2 separate regions of the Homo sapiens genome follow, and region 1 is linked to region 2. Evidence: chromatin contacts called from ENCODE Hi-C or POLR2A ChIA-PET data. All regions are on one chromosome and are shown on one strand. Each heading gives the region's core, a stretch centred on a gene start or an enhancer-like site at or near the end of the contact. The rest is flanking DNA. Distances are from core to core; before and after follow the strand shown. Region 1 holds the start of SPRED1 (sprouty related EVH1 domain containing 1). Region 2 holds the start of AVEN (apoptosis and caspase activation inhibitor).

Region 1 (2,700 bases), core at 193-2,692, 4.2 Mb before region 2:
ATTTCAAAAAGGTCTGACTTTAGTAATGCACTGTATTTAAAGGAATGCATCCAAATGACTAAGTCCTAACTCACTTAACTCTTTCCAACCCTCCGAAGATAAACAAAAGTTGAACTTAATTACAAGAAAACGGATGCTAATATTCTGCTTGGAATTAAATCCCTTCTCAATAGAAAAGTGTTGCCAACCATTATTTCTCCACGCAGCTGTCACGTTAAAGCAAAACATTTAAAAGACGAAGTATTTCGTTTGGAAAGCAAGGAGAAAGCCCAAATAAGCTAAAACTTAAACCGGAATGCTCTAAAAGTTAATGAAATCACCAACATATTCAGCAATGTAAATTCGGTTACATCAACGTAAATCATGTGTTTTCACATAGCTGAAAGGTAAAAATTAGCATTCAAAATTCTTCTCCGTTCCTGAAGACACGTCCAATATTCACAAAGGTAAACTCTAGCTCAACATCGCCCACACTCCAGGTGTCCTTAATCCTATTAAATTCTAAAAATGTTTCCCTAACCCTATTTTTTACAAGAATCTTACAGGTCATAAGTTTAAAAGGGGGAGGGGGGAGAGGGTGAAGGCTTAATCGGTATTTAAGAGTCACTGACTCATCGAATTAAGATTCAAGAGCAGTTTGCTGCAGGAGGTGCTCCCACACATTAGTTTCCAAGTGAAACAGCTATAAAGGAAGTAGGATGGATACTGAAGGTATGGTGACTGGTATGTGAGTGAAAAAGGACGGGACAGGGGTCTCACAGGCAAAGGGGTAGTTTCTACTCCACTTCCATCCATCCACATTATTCCCTCTCATAGACGTACAATTGCCATCCTCTCCCAACACTTAATCCCCTACCCCAAAAGAAAGCAGCTAAATGTGGGAGGATGGGGAGGGGTGCTGCCACTAAAAATGGCTAAAGAAATCAGCTATCTCCAGAAGATGCACCGAACTCTCCAGGGTCGCAAGCTTTCCGGCACCCAAGTTTCGGATGGGTCTGGGGGAGAGCCGAGGGCGGATAGGGGGAGGGGGATTAGCAATCGAGATCAATGAGGCGCTTACTCGTTGTCAGAAGTCGCCGTCTCCTCGCTCATCTTTCCCTCACCGTGATCCGATCTGGAGATGGAGGAGCAACAGCAGGCGGGGGAGCAACAGCAGCACCGAGGGGCAGGAGGCAGCGGCGGCCGGGGGGGCGCGGGGGCAGCGGCACAGGGGCCTCACCATGGTGGATGCCTCACCCAGAACGGTACCCCCCCAGCCGGGAACCCCGGCCACCCCCGCAGGGGGGTGGCGGCAGCAACCTCCGCCGTGGCGACCCCAGCCTCTTCCCCCGCCTCAGTGCCCAGCCAAGGGATCCGAGGAGGCCCGGTGGAAAGGGAAAAAGAGAGGGGCTGCAAAGGCTGACTGGAGAGCTGCTCCTCCAGCCACTGGGGTGGAGCGCAGCGGGGTCCGGCCAGGAAGGAGTCGGCGGGCGGAGAACCCGGGAGCAGAGGCGGCGCTTCCCTCAGGGATGCGGCGAGGAGGAAGCAGAGCTCCGCTCGGTGGGGGCCGGCGGGGGGGTGCCGAGCCCAGGCTCCGGGCAGCGGCGGCGCGGTCCTGCCGGAGCCCACCCCACCATCTCCCGCCTCGCCGCCGGCTGCCCCTCAACCCCCGGCGGCGTCTGGGTCGGTCCTCAGGCGCCGGCAGAGCAGGGCTAGGGGCCCCGCGGCGGCGGATTCCTCCAGACACGCTCCAGCCGGGACTCCTCCTCAGGGGGGTGGAGGGGGCGGCGGGGAGCGTGTGAGGCGAGGGGCAGGCAAACCGATCGTTCCCACCCGGCCGGAGAAGAGCGGGCGGGCCCGGGTCCGGGGGGCAGGATCCCGAGAAGCGGCGGGAGAGGACAAGAGCGGCTGCAGGTTCCCCGCCAGCCAGTGCCCACCAGCAGCTCAGCGGGCCAGCTCCTCACGCCCGAGAGAGGGGAGCCGCGAGGGGGGCGGCGGAAGCGCTCACGCCGCCCGCTCCTTCCGCCGCCGCAGCCGCTGCCCGAACCGGGGGCGCCCGCGAGAGAAGGAGGCGAAGTAGTCCCTCGCGACTTCTCCCGGCCGCCCGCTTTCCCCGGAGGCCAGAGCGGGCGCGGGGTGGGGCTGCCGAGCGGGGTGCCCAGGCTGTGAGGGTGTGTGGGTAGGACTAAAAGCCGCGGCCTCCGGGCGAATCACTGCAACTCGAAGTCATGTGCAGCATAGCAAGTTTCAGGAAAGTAGTTCCCTCCTCCCTTCATTTCCCAAATCGTTGTCGAGCCACTTAGCGGAGAAAGGGGGAGGGAGGCGGAGGGATATCCTCCCTGCACCGTGCTCGGTGTGCGTGCGCGCGCTCCAAACTCTTGGCACGCCGCGAAAGGGGGCGGGGGTGGGAGCTGCGAGGGGAGCTGCTAGGGAGGTTGCATTGTTGTGGCGCGTTACTCCCCGTTACTCTGCTTGGAATATCCGGGTTGCTTGAACGAAGAGGCTAGAAAGACAGTGTGCTCAGAGGGGAAATCTGGAGGCTACTCTCTTCTGCCGTGTGTGTGTGTGTGTGTGTGTGTGTGTGTGTGTGTGTGTGTGTGTTTTCTTTGCAGAGCAAAGAATGGAACTGGCATGAGTTCATCTTTAGTTAGTGGGGGTTAGAAGCAGGGACTGCAAAGAGAGCTCCTCCTGCTGTCCCCCTGGTTGCACTGCTGCAGTCCC
Region 2 (2,700 bases), core at 126-2,625:
CACTAGCTTACCTCGTAGGCCAGCTATTAGTCCCAAATGAAGTGATATGAGAAGTATGTAGAATAGTGTTTGGTGCATATAAGTGCTCTACAAGTGTTACTATTTTTAAGACTGTTTCTCTGGAGTTGACAATCCTTCAATAGTTCCCCCTGTCTGGAAGGCGCCCCTACTCCCATTTACCAACCAGGCAAACTCCTACTCAACCATTAGGCTTTAGCTCAGGGGTCTATTTCTCATGAAGCCTTGGGTAACCCGTTTAAATATAATTTAACTTTTCTTCTTTGGACCTTGATCTTGAATCTCTCACTGCACTCAGCAACACGGTACTGTAATCATCTATTCACACGACTAGATTATCTTCCTTGTGGGCAGTGAGCTACTTGAGGGCAGGGGCAAGGTTTTTTTTTTGTTTTTGTTTTTAATTTCAGGACATAGCACTGTGCCTGATGCAGAGTAGGCAATTAGAAGCAATGAAAAGTATTAACTATGTATGGATATAGGAAAGAACCAGAAAGTACTGAGGGGGAAGAAAACACTTATTCTGCTAGGCTGACATTTTAGCCCTTGCTTTCATTATTTTCAGGTGGTTTCAGTCCCAAGTTAAAAACTGCTTTCATGCATCTGTGTAACCAACTGTTCCCCTTCCTGTTTTCTCCTTGGTTGAAAGAAGGGACTGGAGTGAGACCGCCTTAGAATGCCAGTTCCACCACTACCTAGTTATTCACTTTAGTCAAGTTTTTTTTAACCTTTCCAAGGCTGTTACCTCACTGCAGAATAAGGATGACAGTCATCCCTACCTCATAGAGCTGTTATGAGAATGAAATACTCATGTGCTCAATAAATGTCAGCTGTAGTAGTCATTTCTACAGAAATTCTGCTGAGGACTTTGACGCCCTTTCTAGCCATCTCCCAGTTTCGCACTGTTCTCTCTCCCACGTGCTGCAGTCCACCTCTCACCAGACACAAACTCTTGTCTTTACATCCACACCTCCTGAACCCTGACTTCGGTATAGTTTTAAAATGATACACATTCGTTGCTGAAAATTAGATTAAACGGAGGAAAAAAAATTAACTCACTTCAAATCTCAGCAGTTAACCACTAACATTTTAGTATGTATTTGTTTAGACCTTTTCTTATGCAAATACATACGTTTAAACTTTTTTTTTCCGAGAGTTCACATCATACAAATTTTATTTTATGACTCGTCCTTGCACTTAGCACGGTCTCTCCCCCAACCTATCTCTGATGCCTTGAGAATCCCCCCGCCCCGCTGCAGACCCCCACCACTTCCAGCTCCCAGCGGTCCGGCCTTCCCGCGGTCCCGGTTCCGGCCCCACCTGCGGGACGCCGGCCGCCCCGCCCCGCCCCGCTCCGCTGCGGCCGGCCTCGATCCCTAGCCCCGCACCCCGCGCCTCGCTGCTACCGGGCGCCTTTCGCTCGCGGCTCCTCCGTGCGGCCCGCTTCCGGTGGGGCCAGGGCGTCTCCGCCGCAGCTCGGCTCCCGCGCGCTCAGCACCGCCAGCGGCGGCCAGATGCAGGCGGAGCGAGGAGCTCGGGGAGGCCGTGGGCGGCGGCCAGGCCGCGGCCGGCCTGGCGGAGATCGCCACAGCGAGCGGCCCGGAGCCGCAGCGGCGGTAGCCAGAGGCGGCGGCGGAGGCGGCGGCGGGGACGGAGGCGGACGCCGGGGCCGTGGCCGTGGCCGGGGCTTCCGCGGCGCTCGCGGAGGCCGAGGAGGAGGAGGCGCCCCGCGAGGCAGCCGCCGGGAGCCGGGAGGCTGGGGCGCAGGGGCCAGCGCGCCGGTAAGAGGCGACGGCTGGTGGGGCTGGGACCGCGTGTAACTGGGGCAAGTGGGGCCGAGGCCGCCAGTCAAGAGCCGCAAGAGAGCGTGCCAGGCGCGCGCCAGACGGGCGGCGGCGCCGGCGCCTGCGCGGGACGGGCGGATGGTGGCGCGGGGGCGCGCCTGGTGGCGGGGGCGCGCCTGGGTATGCGCTTGGCCCTCGTGGCCTCCTGGCCGGGCTGGCGCGAGACAGTGGGGGTAGGAGGGCTTCCCAGCCTGCCCCAGGGTCCGGGTTAGGAACCCAGAGGCCAAGGCCGTGTGTCAGGGCTGCAAGTCTCGGCGGCCCGTGGGCCGGCTGGGCTGTCTGTACGAGTACCACTATGGGACGGAGGCGCGGCCACGACGTGGTCCCTCGGCAGCCTTTACGGGCACGCTCCTGTTATTAGGAGGGAAAGGATTTTTTGGTCTGTTTTGTTAACTGTCTGTGCAATGCCTAGTACACAGTAGGCGCATAATAAAAAGTTTGTTGAGTGAAAGAATGACCCCTACGACTGGACTCTAGTATTTGGGGGCGGGACCAGATGCATAGTTCTTTGTAATAGCGTAGTTCTCTTTTATTATGCCTGTATGTGTAGAAATCAGCGAGCACTGGGCTTTGTCGTTTTGAATTTTCAATTTATAAATGAGCAGTCAAGTTCTGAGTTTTAATAGCAATATCATCAGTCTTATTGACACATTCATAGAAGGAAGTTTTTGGAGATTGGAGCAGGGGATGATATATATGGGGGCAAAGCTAACCATATCTCAGCTAAAGGAGTTAGAGGACTGTCTTTTTATGAGTTGTTCTGTTACCTTAACATCTGTAGGACAAGACCATCTTTATATTCTGCATTCTTATGCACACTGATTTAAAAAATTCTTTT

Evidence for each region. A loop is a pair of places that touch in the nucleus more often than their neighbours do. ChIA-PET counts read pairs that join two places held with the same protein, here RNA polymerase II (POLR2A). Pooled maps may share reads with other maps.
Region 1: a map of naive thymus-derived CD4-positive, alpha-beta T cell shows a loop between it and region 2 (9-fold over the local background). The contact joins the promoter of SPRED1 here to the promoter of AVEN in region 2. A Hi-C loop is called at or near these places in 1 of 168 maps with a recorded cell type or tissue (naive thymus-derived CD4-positive, alpha-beta T cell) and 6 of 50 pooled maps. POLR2A ChIA-PET finds 5 or more read pairs at or near these places in 1 of 52 experiments (Panc1).

The regions. Positions count from the first base shown.
Region 1 is chr15:38,251,578-38,254,277 of GRCh38, reverse strand. SPRED1 (sprouty related EVH1 domain containing 1) reads right to left here and starts at 1,442. Exons shown (of 7, transcript NM_152594.3): 1 at 1,061-1,442. The coding sequence starts at 1,092. RefSeq lists silencers at 1,233-1,282, 1,293-1,352, 1,533-1,632, 1,733-1,782, 1,793-2,092.
Region 2 is chr15:34,037,879-34,040,578 of GRCh38, reverse strand. It overlaps AVEN (apoptosis and caspase activation inhibitor), which reads left to right and starts at 1,375. Exons shown (of 6, transcript NM_020371.3): 1 at 1,375-1,799. The coding sequence starts at 1,533. All of the region lies in intron 1 of CHRM5 (cholinergic receptor muscarinic 5), which reads right to left. RefSeq lists silencers at 1,283-1,452, 1,633-1,842, 1,933-1,992, 2,343-2,402.